Regions from separate parts of the Homo sapiens genome. Here all the other regions are linked to region 2. Evidence: chromatin loops called from intact Hi-C (ENCODE). Cell type or tissue: HepG2. All regions are shown on one strand.

The links. Hi-C counts contacts between places; a loop is a spot of excess contacts. Peaks named below come from ENCODE experiments on the same cell type or tissue, not always from the same donor. Only the 100,000 strongest peaks of a DNase experiment are listed, where the experiment ranks them.
Region 1: a loop joins it to region 2, with 2.3 times the contacts of the local background. A loop is called at or near these places in 1 of 110 quality-filtered maps.
Region 3: it touches region 2 in a loop (4-fold over the local background); 1 of 110 quality-filtered maps calls a loop at or near these places.

What each region holds. Positions count from the first base shown.
Region 1 is chr6:24,388,357-24,390,856 of GRCh38, reverse strand. No RefSeq gene overlaps it. Among named protein-coding and RNA genes, the nearest start is that of MRS2, 13 kb to the left of the region's middle. In HepG2, a CTCF peak has its summit at 1,412 (motif pointing right); a DNase peak (open chromatin) is centred at 1,406.
Region 2 is chr6:24,146,826-24,149,325 of GRCh38, reverse strand. It overlaps NRSN1 (neurensin 1), which reads right to left. Exons shown (of 4, transcript NM_080723.5): 4 at 1,796-2,500. Among named protein-coding and RNA genes, the nearest start is that of NRSN1, 22 kb to the right of the region's middle. In HepG2, no CTCF peak of the experiment used is centred here; a DNase peak (open chromatin) is centred at 1,095.
Region 3 is chr6:24,329,185-24,331,684 of GRCh38, reverse strand. The region is part of intron 2 of DCDC2 (doublecortin domain containing 2); the gene reads left to right. Among named protein-coding and RNA genes, the nearest start is that of KAAG1, 26 kb to the left of the region's middle. In HepG2, no CTCF peak of the experiment used is centred here; a DNase peak (open chromatin) is centred at 1,234; H3K4me3 peaks cover 278 bases.

The DNA.
Region 1 (2,500 bases), 240 kb before region 2:
GAAAGACAACGGCTAAACATTGTAAGTATATCATAAGACAAAATAGCCTAAAAGAATGTAATCAGACATGAGACTGAGTTCATGAGAATCATATTTCCTGAATTTCTGATTTTATTGCTGGAGTTTTAGTGAAAATGTATTTGGCTTTGAATTTAATAAATACTATTTATAAAGTTTATGGCTTGTAGATTGCACATGAAAATGATTGTAGAATATTCTTATATCAGGATTTCTCAACCTCAGTTCTATTGACATTTTGGTCGAGATAATTCTTTCTGGGGATGAGAGGTGATCTGTGCATTGCAGGTTGTTTAACAATATTTCTGACCTTTACTCACTAGGTCCCAGTAGCACCCCTTCCCAGAGTTGTGACAACCAGAAATGTGTCTAGACATTGCTATTATCTTCGGAGTGGTTCTGGTTGAGAACCACTGTGTTTTATAATAAGGAGTAGGATCTACAAACCCCAAGACCATTCCATTTCTTTTTTTTTCTTTTTCTTTTTTTAATTTTTAGATGGAGTCTCACTCTGCCACTCAGGCTAGAGTGAAGTGGTGCAATCTCGTCTCACTGCAACCTCTGCCTCCTGGGTTCAAGCGATTCTCGTGCCTCAGCCTCCTGAGTAGCTGAGATTACAGATGTGTGCCACCACACCTGGCTAGTTTTTTGTATTTTTAGTAGAGATGGGGTTTCACCATGTTGGTCAGGCTGGTCTCCAACCCCTAACCTCAAATGTTCTGCCCACCTCAGCCCCCCAGAGTGCCGGGATTACAGGCGTGAACCACTGCACCTGGCCTCCCCAAAACCATTTCTTTTGTTTTAGAAGTTATATCCCTTTAAATGTTCATAGACATCTTCTTCACATATGGTAGATATTAAAATTTGTAAAACGGTTAGTAGACTCCAGCACTAAGTTAAATTTATTTTTCTTTAGGCTTTTATGACTTCAAATGTGTTCTGTTTTATTGTGTCCATTACCACAAAATGAAATCCCAACTTTGTGAGCTTTTTTTTTTTTTTTGAGATGGAGTCTTGCTCTGTCGCCCAGGCCTGAGTGCAATGGTGGGATCTCGGCTTACTGCAACCTCCACCTCCCGGGCTCAAGTGATTCTCCTGCCTCAGCTTCCTGAGCAGCTGGGATTACAGGTACCCGCCACCATGCCTGGCTAATTTTTGTATTATTAGTAGAGATGGGGTTTCACCACGTTGGCCAGGCTGGTCTCGAACTCCTGACCTTGTGATCCGCTCACCTAGGCCTCCCAAAGTGCTGGGACTGCAGGCATGAGTCCCCTGGCCCATTTTCCTTTTTAAAAACAGCACCTACAATGGCAGGTGGGCTTCTCTGAGGTCTGTGTCCATGACCTATCTGAGGATTCCAGGAGATGCCTTTTCCCATGATTTTCAAGAAGTTTGGCCACAGGAGGGAGCACTATTCCTAAGCTTGCTTGTTTATTCTTAACTATTTTTTTTTTTTTTTTTTTTTTTTTTTTTGAGACGGAGTGTCGCTCTGTTACCCAGGCTGGAGTGCAGTGGCGCGATCTCAGCTCACGGCAAGCTCCGCCTCCCGGGTTCACGCCATTCTCCTGCCTCAGCCTCCTGAGTAGCTGGGACTACAGGCACGCGCCGCCACGCCCGGCTAATTTTTGTATTTTTAGTAGAGACGGGGTTTCACCGTGTTAGCCAGGATGGTCTCGATCTCCTGACCTTGTGATCCGCCCGCCTCGGCCTCCCAAAGTGCTAGGATTACAGGCGTGAGCCACCGCGCCCGGCTATTCTTACCTATTTTAATACGTGCTTGTATTTTAATATAAGATTGTCAGAGAGAGTTAATTCCTATCTAGAAATCAGAAATATAACTAGATTTTACATCAGTACTCTGAACACATCTCCTTTCTTATAATCTAAGCTCATGCTGCCTGACACTGAATTTCTTTTTTTTAGTTACCATTTTTGAAATCAGTACTGTAAGATAGTACCTCAAGGTGAAAGATTGCTGCATCACATAGCTATTTTAAAATAATTTCTCAGAATAAGAGTATTAAAACTAACATTCTCTACTTTGAAGAAAATGCGTGGCATATGGTGACAGTTGATAATTGGTGCAGCCTCTACCTTTATATGAGATTGATGGGTATATTGAGAAGGTGTTGAATGTAAGGTAGCATTTTTTTCTTTTTCTTTTTTTTTTTGAAACGGAGTTTCTCTCTTGTCACCCAGGCTGGAGTGCAGTGGCGCAATCTCGGCTCACTGCAACCTCTGCCTCCCAGGTTCAAGCAGTTCTCCTGCCTCAGCCTGCGGAGTAGCTGGGATTACAGGTGCCCACCACCATGCCCAGCTAATTTTTTGTATTTTTAGTAGAGACGGGTTTTCACCATGTTGGCCAGGCTGGCCTTAAGCTCCTGACCTCAGGTGATCCACCCACCTCAGCCTCAGAAAGTGCCGGGATTACAGGCATGAGCCACCATGTCCAGCCCATTTTTTTCTTTTTATAAGCATTTAA
Region 2 (2,500 bases):
TATTGGTGGAACATAGAGCCTCTGGAGTCAGGCTGCTTGAATTTAAATCTTGCATATGTCAGTTACTGATTATCCTTGGATGAGTTATGCTCTCTTTGCCTATTTCATTTCCTGTAAAATGGGGATATGGTATTAGTCCTGACCTCATAGGGTTTTTGAAAATTAAATGAATTGATACATATAAAAGGCTTCAATGATCCCTCCCATGCAATACATGTTAGTTATTATTGTTATTGCTGCTATTTCTTGATGTGGTCTTGAATGATGAGTTCATAACCAGAGAATAGGCAGGTGGTTATTCTTGGGAAAATAAGCATTGTGAGTGAAGGCACAGGGGCATGAAAGTGCAGGCACATTTAGAGAGGGGAGACTGGTTGCATATGACTAGAATAAAACCATAATAAAACCAGAAAGGAGCTGGACAGATCCCAGGAGGCCTTGAGAGCCCACAAAGGAGCTGCTTACACAGCCCTTTGTTATTGTATTCTGGCTTGAGGTCCTGTTCACATAGTAACACTATTAATGGAGTTAGGGAATCTCTAACATACATAATTTCTAAAACCTCTGGGGACACCTTTTAATAGGTGGCATGAACTAAGTTGGGAACATTAAGAACTTATAGAAATATCTCTCTGAAGAAAACAAACAGGGAGGTGATAAGATTGAAAGCAAGAGCTCATTGGTCATATGTAAGAGGATTAGACTTCAAGGTAACTTTGAATTATGGAATCTTATCCAACGTGTGGAAGGTTTAGCAACGCAGAGTTTGGAAAGACATGGGGATGGGTTTTCTAGCCATACAGAGCCATTATCAGATATAGCAGCTCACCTGTGGGACAGTAGGTGTGGGATCACTGGAAGTGCCTAAGAAAATGCCAATGAGTGTTGACAAAGGGGTGGGGAAACGTGTGCCTGGGTGGGCCCATATTATCTAAGGTTTCTATCCAAGTGCCTGTGTGTACCTGACCTCTGGGCCAGAAACCATTTCTAAGTTTCTCCAGCTGCTATCTCAGCACTATAGGTATGCGGTTTCCCTTTGTTTTAGAAGTTTCAATACTGAAGGGAAGGACTGGTTTAGTGCAAGCAATGAGGCTGGGATCAAAGCTCTAAGGTCATCCTTGTTTGCCATACAATTGAGATGTCTGCCCAACCCAGGCCAGAAAATATCTTTAAAAAATGCATAGTCCACTGCTTCCCAGCCTCTGATTATATACGGCCTGCATTCTTTCCAAAGATCAAACTGTATTTCCTAATCCAATCCAGCCACCTTTCTCTGCTCTACCACAATAACTCCCAATCCTTGCCTCGTGGGCTGGGAGGGTCTTTACAAGTACCCACTTCCACGAAGCCTGGGCTGAACAGGAAAGACAGGGCATGCTGAATTGTTTGCAAACCCAGCTCCTACTTTATCCGCCTCGGCTTATTTTAGGCCTTCATCTGAGGAATAGAGTGCTTTTTAAATAGTTGCTGTTATGTCTGTACCTAGAAGTTCCCACCAGCCATCATTTTTCATTCTGGAAGCTTTTACAAGTCAGGTCTCGTCCTCAGAGATTCATTGGTATGCAAGACAGAAGCAAGCATGGAAAGCTTCAAACGATGTTGCCTTGAACAGATGCTTGGGGGCTTGCATAAGTCTTTAAAGAATACAATTAAAATGGTATTTCCACAGGAAGATAGAGAACCTGAGGAAACTGGAACGATTTCTCCAAAATCTGGCCAATGATCCTTGCTAAGGATACTGATTTGCCCTGTGTTTTATGCTGGACTATGCAAAATAAACACTGTGCACAAAGAGTACTAATTGCTTCATTTATTCTTCCATTTAGCCGGGGAAACATCAGAGCTTATTCAGTCTCAGAATGGAAAATTACATGTTGGAGAGAAAATAACCACACTGAAGGAATGACAATGCAATTCAGGTTCCACTTGTTCACATATTTTATTTATCCAGTGAAGGAAGAAAAAAAAAAGGGGGGGGGCTCTAAGGTGGCACAATTTTAAGAAAATACCATCCATTTTTCTCAGTCTAATCTGAATCCATACATTAAAACAAAAGTGCAAGTGATGAGATGAACATCTTGTTGGAGAACAAAGCATCTTGTTTGAGAATGAAAACCCTTTTTAAGGTTAATATCTACCAAGGGGTTCCTTATTTGAGGATGGCTTACTTTTGTTTTTTTAAAAATATGACAGCGTTGTATAAATTGCTGGGGTTGGATATTTAAGGGTAGATGGTGTGAAGGCTGCTGACTCAGTGAATTTCCAGGAGTCTCATTCTGAAAGAATCCCACCATGGTGACAGCCACAAAAACATCACAAACATCTGTTGGGGAGCGACTCGATGACACATGGCAAAAATGGAATCTCAGATGTTTGGGTAATGAGAGCCCAGACATATTGTGATCCAGAACTCCCATTATACAGAAGGGGAAAATTAGGACTGAGAGGTTAAATAATTTCCCCAAGATCACACAGGTAGTAGAAGGAACTAAAACTTCCT
Region 3 (2,500 bases), 180 kb before region 2:
AATCTAAAAGAAGTTACTTTATATAATTATAAAAAATACTTAAAAGCATTTAGATATTGCTGAGTATATCCAAATATTTCTGACGAGATTCAAATATCTATTTAGATATAATAAAGGTTAATTCTAAATATAATTATTCAATAACTTTTGTACTTTAGTATCGCATATCAAATAAAGGATTAGATTTAAAATATTACCATTTTGTATATAATATACGACCCATTCTAGTCCATATCATCTATTCCTGTCCTAGCTACTCAGGAGGCAAAGGCAGGAAGATCGCTTAAGGCCAAGAGATCAAGGTTGCAGTGAGCTGTGATTGTGCTACTGAACTCTAGCCTGGGTGACAGAGCAAGACTCTGTCTCTGAATTAAAAAAAAAAAAAGGTATATATAGACAACTTAAAAAACTTCAAACTAAGAATTAACTTTTATTTATTAACACTGTATAAGCAATGGCTCAATGCACTTTAAAGGGTTGAGTAGAGAGAGCTATGGGAATTATACATTGTTACCAGAGGGAATTCTCTTCCCGTCTTCCAGTTAGATAGGAAAGATTTTATAGAAGGGGCGATATTTCATTAGCTGTTTGAGTGAAAGAAGGAAGATGCCAGGAAGAGCTGGAAACAAAAGAAAGCAAATATATATCTTTATCATCCTGGAAGGAACAGGGAAGAAGCCTTCATTTTTTTGCCTTCTTTTTATTTCAATATTCTTTTTCTCCTCAAATATTGTAGTTTTAAAGTAAATATCCCAGTTGTTATAATTCATCTATAAACGATAAAAATGCCTAGTTTCTAAAACTGCAATTTAAGCCTTTTTGGCACTACTCTGCTGCGTAAGGGTTCATCGCAGTATTGAAAAATATGATTAAACCACAGCCTACCTAGACTTCTCTTATTCAGATAGAATAATTTCAGTTTCAAACATCATTCCCTGTGGATCCTGTTTCTCCATCCCTCAGTTGCTATGGCTGCCCACTCTTTCCTTTCTAAGTTCTCTCTGTCCCCCTTGAGCTGTGGGATCCTGTGTGAACATACTAATCTTGAAAGAGATGAAAGAGTATTGAATGGCAAAGATAGCCTGCCTTGCACACTAGCAAAGCAAATTTACAAGAGAGAAATTCTTTCAAGTGTTCTTTGTGGTGGTCCATTTTAAAAGGTTTTCTGATAGTTTTAGAGGCCAAATTCCTTCTCCTTTTGAAGCTAGACAAAATGACTTTTTAGAGCAAAGTTGCCCAAACAATATGTTTGTACAATGTGACCTGACCCTTTACTTTGGTTTATTATTGTACTCCCCACGGTGTGAAGATTGAAATTTATCTTTTGATACATAGGGCAGGTTTTAGAGTCTTTGGAACAGTACGTGTAGAAGTTACATTCAGCCCGGGGTTGTTTGGTAGTTGGTAACCTGGAAACGTAATTGCCACAACAAGCCATCCAAACAGTTATTCTTCTGAGTGCTCATAATGAAAGTAATACCAGGAGGGATCAGCCAGGAATTGACTAGACAGCCCTTGCAAACAAAACTGACTGCTACATTTTGGTTATTGCTAATTGGGGTACAGTAATTCTGACACACATTTAGTGGAATTTAAAAAATAATAATAATTCTACAGTAGTCCCTGATAATGGGTTCACTGAAGACTTTAGTTGGGACTAACACTGGATGGAGTATCATTCTTTTTTCATTTGAGGGGTAAAGTAGCTAATTTTTTCTTTGTATTCAAGAAAGTGTAAGAGACTTGCTTTCTTAAATAAATGTGTTTTTCCTCCAGTATTTCATACCATGCAAGTATTACAATTCAATGGAAAGGAACACAGTGTGGGCATTTGAACACAAGCCTCTCCCTGCCTGCCCCCTTTTTTATTCATTCATGTCTTCATTTTGGTATTATAAAAATAAATGCTGATAGAAGATAGCGCAGGAAAGAATGTTTCATGTGGGATGGATTTTGTGTCATCTCATGGATTCCTTGAATTATTTGTATTGAATGTAACTAAGGCACAAAGCAAGCTAGGCCTCTTGTTGCAAAACTTAGATGAATCATGGCAATGGGTAGCTTGGTTCTAACTCCAATTCCCCATTCTGTTTGGAATATTGGATGGCTAATGTTAAGTTGTTGCCCAAGTTGCCTGTCTGCATTGTATCTTAAGTTCCAAGTTATTACCATTCTTTCTTACCGTACCATTATAATTTTGGGATTGCAGGGTGAAAATGAGGAGTTGAAATGAAATAGGATAGCAATGGTATATTTTTCAACTACTCTTTCAATAAACCTAAGTTGAAAAGAGAGATTTAATTCAGCTTGTTTTTCTTCTTAATATTGATACTTACATACTCAGGAAAACAAACAAATGATAAAGTCTGTCCAGGAAGTCTAGCTTCTGTGCAAAGGGAATGAGGGTTAATATTCTCCTTCGGTTGTGCTATTTTTTTGTGTGCATACCTCTTTGATTACATTTACTGCCTACATTTTGGGTGATTAAGCTTCTTTAGCC